2 separate regions of the Homo sapiens genome follow, and region 1 is linked to region 2. A link is a contact called in ENCODE Hi-C or POLR2A ChIA-PET data. All regions are on one chromosome and are shown on one strand. Each heading gives the region's core, a stretch centred on a gene start or an enhancer-like site at or near the end of the contact. The rest is flanking DNA. Distances are from core to core; before and after follow the strand shown. Region 1 has its middle 11 kb from the start of SNHG4. Region 2 overlaps SIL1 (SIL1 nucleotide exchange factor).

The links. Hi-C counts contacts between places; a loop is a spot of excess contacts on that map. ChIA-PET counts read pairs that join two places held with the same protein, here RNA polymerase II (POLR2A). Pooled maps may share reads with other maps.
Region 1: a loop to region 2 is called in a pooled map, with 5 times the contacts of the local background. The contact joins two enhancer-like sites. A Hi-C loop is called at or near these places in 1 of 168 maps with a recorded cell type or tissue (mammary epithelial cell) and 4 of 50 pooled maps. POLR2A ChIA-PET finds 5 or more read pairs at or near these places in 6 of 52 experiments (H1, K562, T-cell and 3 more).

Annotation. Positions count from the first base shown.
Region 1 is chr5:139,261,164-139,264,131 of GRCh38, reverse strand. No RefSeq gene overlaps it. Among named protein-coding and RNA genes, the nearest start is that of SNHG4, 11 kb to the left of the region's middle. RefSeq lists an enhancer at 1,408-1,477. Within about 2 kb of position 1,356, at least 6 of the 41 ENCODE cell types and tissues checked have a DNase peak (open chromatin) inside an H3K27ac peak, as active enhancers do.
Region 2 is chr5:139,026,524-139,029,788 of GRCh38, reverse strand. SIL1 (SIL1 nucleotide exchange factor) reads left to right here. Exons shown (of 10, transcript NM_022464.5): 6 at 2,797-2,988. Among named protein-coding and RNA genes, the nearest start is that of LRRTM2, 150 kb to the right of the region's middle. Within about 2 kb of position 1,761, at least 5 of the 41 ENCODE cell types and tissues checked have a DNase peak (open chromatin) inside an H3K27ac peak, as active enhancers do.

The DNA of each region.
Region 1 (2,968 bases), core at 107-2,606, 230 kb before region 2:
GGCGGGGAGGCAGGGTGGTAAGAGATGAGGTTAGAGAGATTAAGGGGGTGGAGTCCAGACACCAGACTTTATAAGGAAAAGAAGTGATATAATGCAGATGATATACCATGATATAATAATAATACCATACAACAAATTTATTATGTTGCTGCAAAACAAATTATCCCAAAACTTCAAGAACTTAAAGTAACAAATGTTTATTTCATACAGTTTCTGGGGGTCAGGATTGGGGAGCAGCTCAGCTAAGCTGGCTCAGGGTCACTCATGAGGTTGTAGTCAAGCCGTCCACTAGGGCTGCAGTCATCTGAGGCCCTGATGAGGGCCAGAGGATCTGCTACCAAGATGGCTCACTTGGCTGTTGATAGAAGGCCTAGTTCCTTATCACATGACCTTCCACAGCACTGTTCACTACATGGCAACTGGCTTGCCCCAGAGTGAGTGATCAGATGACAGAGTGACCAAGAAAGAAGCCACAGTGTCTTTTATAACCTAATCTTGTATGTTACATATGATTACTTCTGTCATATTCTATTGGTCACACAGACAAACCCTGGTACCATATGGGAGAGGGGATTTACAAGTGCATGAATATCAGTACATGGACAGCATTGGGGATGGATCATCCTGGAGGCTGGTTACCACACTGGCTTGTAGAAAATTTCCTCAGAATAACCATTTCTTCAAGAAATACCAACAAATATGTGGCCCCTAAAATACTAGAGTTCCCAACCCTATCTGGGTTGGAGCCTGAACGAGGACAGTCCAAAGAGCAGGGGCTTCAAAAACTGCTGAGAGTCTGAAGATTTTATTTCAATTCTGCATGAGCATGCTTTTTTCTTCAAAGCCCCACTTCCTCTAGGCCTGGCCTCATTATTTCATTCAGCCAATTAACTCAACTTGTAATAATCTTAGTTAAACCTGCAAATTAAAAAAAAAAAAAAGCAAAAGAAAAGAAAAGACAAAAATAAACCCTTTGAGGAAATCTATAGAACTTCAGAGGCAGCCTGGACCTCTCTCGGTAATTTAACCTTGAGATGACACTGAACTTTGCGAAGGGCAGAGCAGACCCACCCATCCCCCTAAAATCCCTAGGTCTCTTCTTGTCGAAGAGAGGCATCTTGTCTAGTCTAAGAAGAATGACTGAGGACAGACTATTTGCTCTGTCCCGGAAGGCCAGTACTGGATTTATCCAGAAACAAAAAACATGGCTCTCCTGAGACCCAGGGCGGGCCTCTTGCCCAGCCCCCACCAGACTCAGCCTTGGCTGTGCAGCCCATCAGCCAGTTTCCTAAGCTGAGCAGCAGATGGCATCCCAGCCTCAGGAGCGAGCAGCTGAGGTTTCTAGAAAGAGCAGCATCACTGTAAGGAACTCAGACTGCGGCTTGGCATCTGGGAGCCCTGCCTCCCCAGCTCCCAGCTCAGGGAAGTTTCTGCTCTGTGCCTACAGATTAGGATACTGTTAGGCCAGTGTCTCAGAGAGTAGGGCCTGAAGCCCCTAGTCAGGAAACAGATGGTGAACACAGGGTCTTTTCTGAGAAAGATAAAAATCAGTGGTTTCTGCAATTATATAAGCACTAAAAAAAATTTTTTTAAACGAAGAAAACCAGTGGCTGCTGTTCTCAGACAGGCTGTTTTTCCTTCACTTGCCCTTTGCTTGAGAGGGTCCACAATGACTATATCTTGGTCTGGGGGCTGGCAGGTCCCTGGCGGGAGCCTCCTGGGATGGCCAGATGGAGCCAAAGACAACTTGAGGGATCAGTGGGCTACTGAAAGCATCTAGGGAATTCCAAGGGTTCAAAATTGAATATTTTTTTTCCCCTGATGACCCAAATGAAGAGCTATACCCCAGAGCTGACCGCCAATGACGCAGGCAGGGCTCAGTCCTGCAGGCCTTGTTTCTGTGCCTCAATCTTACTCCCTCTCCTTATGCTCCTCCTCCTCTCTGTTCCATTTTTTCTCTCCTTCCTTTTTCCTCTATCATTTCTATCCTTTTACGTCTTTCACTGTGTGGCTCTATTTCTTTCTTCTGCTCCAGTGTAGGAAAGAAAGCTGATTACCAAACTGCCTCGGCAAAGTGGCCATGGGCATTGAGCCACACACAATTCCCTGTCTTTAGGGACTCAGACCTTGTCTATACTTGCCTCTCTCTCCCTTCCTCATTTCTTCCCTCCCTGCTGCTGATACCTGATGGCCAGTCCCAAGGAGACCTGGACAAAGAGAGGTCCAGAGGTCACCAAGAAAATCTACTCTCCCCCCACAGAACCTGTACTCCCTGCTTTGTAGCTCCTGACAGGAAATACTCCAGAGGCTTCCCAGTAGGGCTGAGGTCCACTGAGCCTCCTGTTCACTGAGCACTCACTGTTTGCCACTAAAATGTGAGCTTGAGGGCAGGGCCCTGTCTACCTTGTTCACTGCTATACCCACCATATCTAGCACACAGTAGATACTCAAGAAATAATTGTTAAAAAATAATGAGTGGGGGATGGAAAGATGAATGTTGAGCACTGTATTAAGTATTAGGGGCACAGGGCTGGGCGTGGTGGCTCACGCCTGTAATCCCAGCACTTTGGGAGGCCGAGGTGGGCAGATCACAAGGTCAGGAGATCGAGACCATCCTGGCTAACATGGTGAAACCCCGTCTCTACTAAAAATACAAAAAATTAGCCAGGTGTGGTGGCATGCACCTGTGGTCTCAGCTACTTGGGAGGCTGAGGCAGGAGAATCGCTTGAACCTGGGAGGCTGAGGTTGCAGTGAGCCGAGCCAAGATTGTGCCACTGCACTCCAGCCTAGGCAACAGAGCGAGACTCTGTCTAAAAAAAAAAAGTATTAGGGGTACAAACATTAAAGGTGCAATCCCAGTCCATAAAGAGAAGAACACCCAGACAATCAGTCACCTATGATCTGGAACAGTAACTATGAGAATGATGGTGGTAGAAGCTGCAGCAGTGCCTGAGTATGTGCTGTGAA
Region 2 (3,265 bases), core at 512-3,011:
GGTGGCCCACATCTGTAATCTCAGCACTTTGGGAGGCTGAGGTGGGTGGATCGCTTGAGCCAGGAGTTCAAGACCAGCCTGGGCAACATGGCGAAACCCCATGTCTACAAAAAACTAAAAATTTTAGCCAGGCGTGGTGACTTGTGCCTGTAGTCCTAACTACTCACGCTGGGGTGGAAGGATCACTTGAGTCCAGGAGGGTGAGACTGCAGCGAGCTGTGATTGTACCACTGCACTTCAACGTGAGCAATAGAGCGAGACCCTGACTCCAAAAAAATTATGACATAGAGCAAGCATCTTTTCTCTCTTGGCTAATTATCATACATCTTTCTAAGTATGGATGAGCCTCCAACATTTCACCCTTCGTACTTTCAATGTTGTGAAATTTCTCAGAGAGTTCCTGTAATGTGAAGTTTTTTGCCAGTGTCATTTCATCCTTTTTATCACTTTCCTAATTTGTGTCTGTAAGTTTGCCTTTGCTGAGTCCCTCTGTCTGCACATCTAGAGCTCATCAACAGTGGCAGTGTTAACATTCCCACAGTCAGCCATTTCTTCTATAACTCCATGTACATTCAATTCAAATTTCATTGCCAAAGTTACCACCTTTCATTTATTTGCTGCGCTTTCATCTTTGCTGGCCAGTTCTCTGTTTAAAAAAATAGAATTTAAAAAATATAAATACAGAGAGTCTCACTATATTGCCCAGACTGGTCTGGAACTCCTGAGCTCAAGTTGTCCACCTGCCTTGGCCTCCCAAACTTCTAGGATTACAGGCATGAACCACTGTGTATATAACATTTTTTAAATGCCAGAATTATAAACATGGAGAATAAATTAGTGACAACCAGGGCACAGGGATGTAAGAGAGTAGCATGGGAGGATAAAGTATAACTGTAAAGGAGTAGTACATAGTAGATTATGTGATCATGGTGGGACAGTTCTCTAGCATGATTGTTCTGGTAGTTACACAAGTCTACATCTCAGGTAAAATTACATAGAATGATACACATACACACATACATGTAAGTGAGTATATGTAAAAACTGGTGAAATCCAAACAAGGTGTTTAGTCTAGTTAACAGTATGGTACCTGTGTCCTTTTCTTGATTTTGACATTGTATCCTTATGTAATATCCTTATGTAAAATGTTAACATTGAGGGAAGCTGGATGAAGGGTACATGACACTCTCTGTACTATTTTTTGTTATTTCTTGGGAATTTATAATTATTTCAAAGTAAAAGTTTTGTTTTGTTTTGTTTTGTTTTGTTTTGTTTTGTTTTGTTTTGTTTTGTGATGGAGTCTCGCTCTGTCGCTTAGGCTGGAGTGCAGTGGCACGATCTCCGCTCACTGCAACCTCTGCCTTCTGGGTTCAAGCGATTCTCCTGCCTCAGCCTCCCGAGTAGCTGGGACTACAGGTGTGAGCCACCATGCCCGGCTAATTTTTGTATTTTTAGTAGAGATGGGGTTTCACCATATTGGTCAGGCTGGTCTTGAACTCCTGACCTCGTGATCTGCCTGCCTCGGCCTACCAAAGTGCTGGGATTACAGGTGTGAGCCACTGTGCCCGGCCAAAACCTTTTTTTTTTTTTGAGGCCTTCTTGAGAGCCAGGCACACATCGTTTTTGTGAGACAGATGTCACTAGTTTCTTATTGTGCTCACTTGCCTATCATCTCACAGTTCTAGAAAGTGACTCAGCCTTCCCAGACCTCTTTGCTTGGCTTTGGCAGCCATCCAGAGACCTCTAGCTGGGTGCAGGGAGAGTATCTCATATTATTTTAGCCCAGAGAATCAGGATGTGGCGCCCCATGGATGTGATTGCTCCGCTAGGAGCTTGGTCTTTTTTAAGAGAGGCTGATTCATTTCTTTGGTTGGTGTTTCTATGGAGTGCTTGTAACTGGGGAGAAAAACCCATAGGTAATAGATGAGCAATTTGGAGCTGACAGCTGTTCATCATCCGGCTTTTTATAAATATCTGTGCCTTTTAGTTTTTCTTGGAAGACAGATACATAAGCCACTGTGACTTTTCAGACTCTCTTTATAGGCACTATCTTCTCAAATTGGGAAGAAAACAGTGTCACATGTATAAAATATTTAATTAAAGTCTTTTATTCACCTCTAATGTAACTTCATTTTTAAAGTTTTTATATGTGAGTGGAGTGGGGAAGGATTCAGAGAAAATTGTTCGAGATTTGAGTATAGTACATATAGTAATTTAGCCATTTCAAACAGTTGAACAAATTGTACACCTGTGGTTAGATTGACAGTAATGACAGTGATTTAATTTTCATCAGCAAATTGCTCCTGCTGTGACAGCTCTTACCCATAGTTTTCTATGTCCAAGTTTCCCTAAAATGTTGTTGGATTGGGTAGGGCAAGGCCAAGATAGTCTATGATTGTGAGAAGTGGAGAAGTAGGGTGTGGGTTATTCTACCTTAGGTCTCAGCTGTTTCATATGTGGTTTGAGGTTGAAGATGAACTTGCATTACTTCCCCTTAACTCAGTGGTTGTGACAAAAAGCCTTTCTATTCTTCCTGAATATTGGAAATCGGACTTGAATAAGCGAATCTTGGAACATCTTGAGTGTGTTTTTAGAGCTGAGGCCTATATAGGCAGACTTTGAGGGCTGTCTTCTCTGGGCATCTTAGAAAGTATTAGTATTTTTGATAGCATAGATGAGAGAAGACTGTGAGTCTTGGAGCAGCAGTTTTTTGAGGATGGGCATCCATGGTAGACCACAGACATCTTGGGCAGATGTCTCCAACCAATTTAATCACCTCTTTGCTGCTCTCCTTAGGCAAGGCAGGCTGAGGTAAAGCGGCTCTTCCGCCCCATTGAGGAACTGAAGAAAGACTTTGATGAGCTGAATGTTGTCATTGAGACTGACATGCAGATCATGGTACGGCTGATCAACAAGTTCAATAGTTCCAGCTCCAGTTTGGAAGAGAAGATTGCTGCGCTCTTTGATCTTGAATATTATGTCCATCAGGTACTGTATTTCTTCGTCCATAAGTCAGACTTTTAACAGCTCCAAAAATAAATCCCCCTTCCCTAAGCCCTAAGAAAATAGCATCAACATCTTTACTTCTCTCCCAGAGCACAGACTATTTTTAATCTAGTCTTGTTATCTTTTGTAGTAAGATACAGTCTTAGAGGCCAGAGCCAACTTCTTTTTCTTTTTTTGTCTGAGTCAGAGTCTCACTCGGTCACCCAGCCTGGAGTGCAGTGGCGCGATCTCGGCTCACTGCAACCTCCACCTCCTGGGT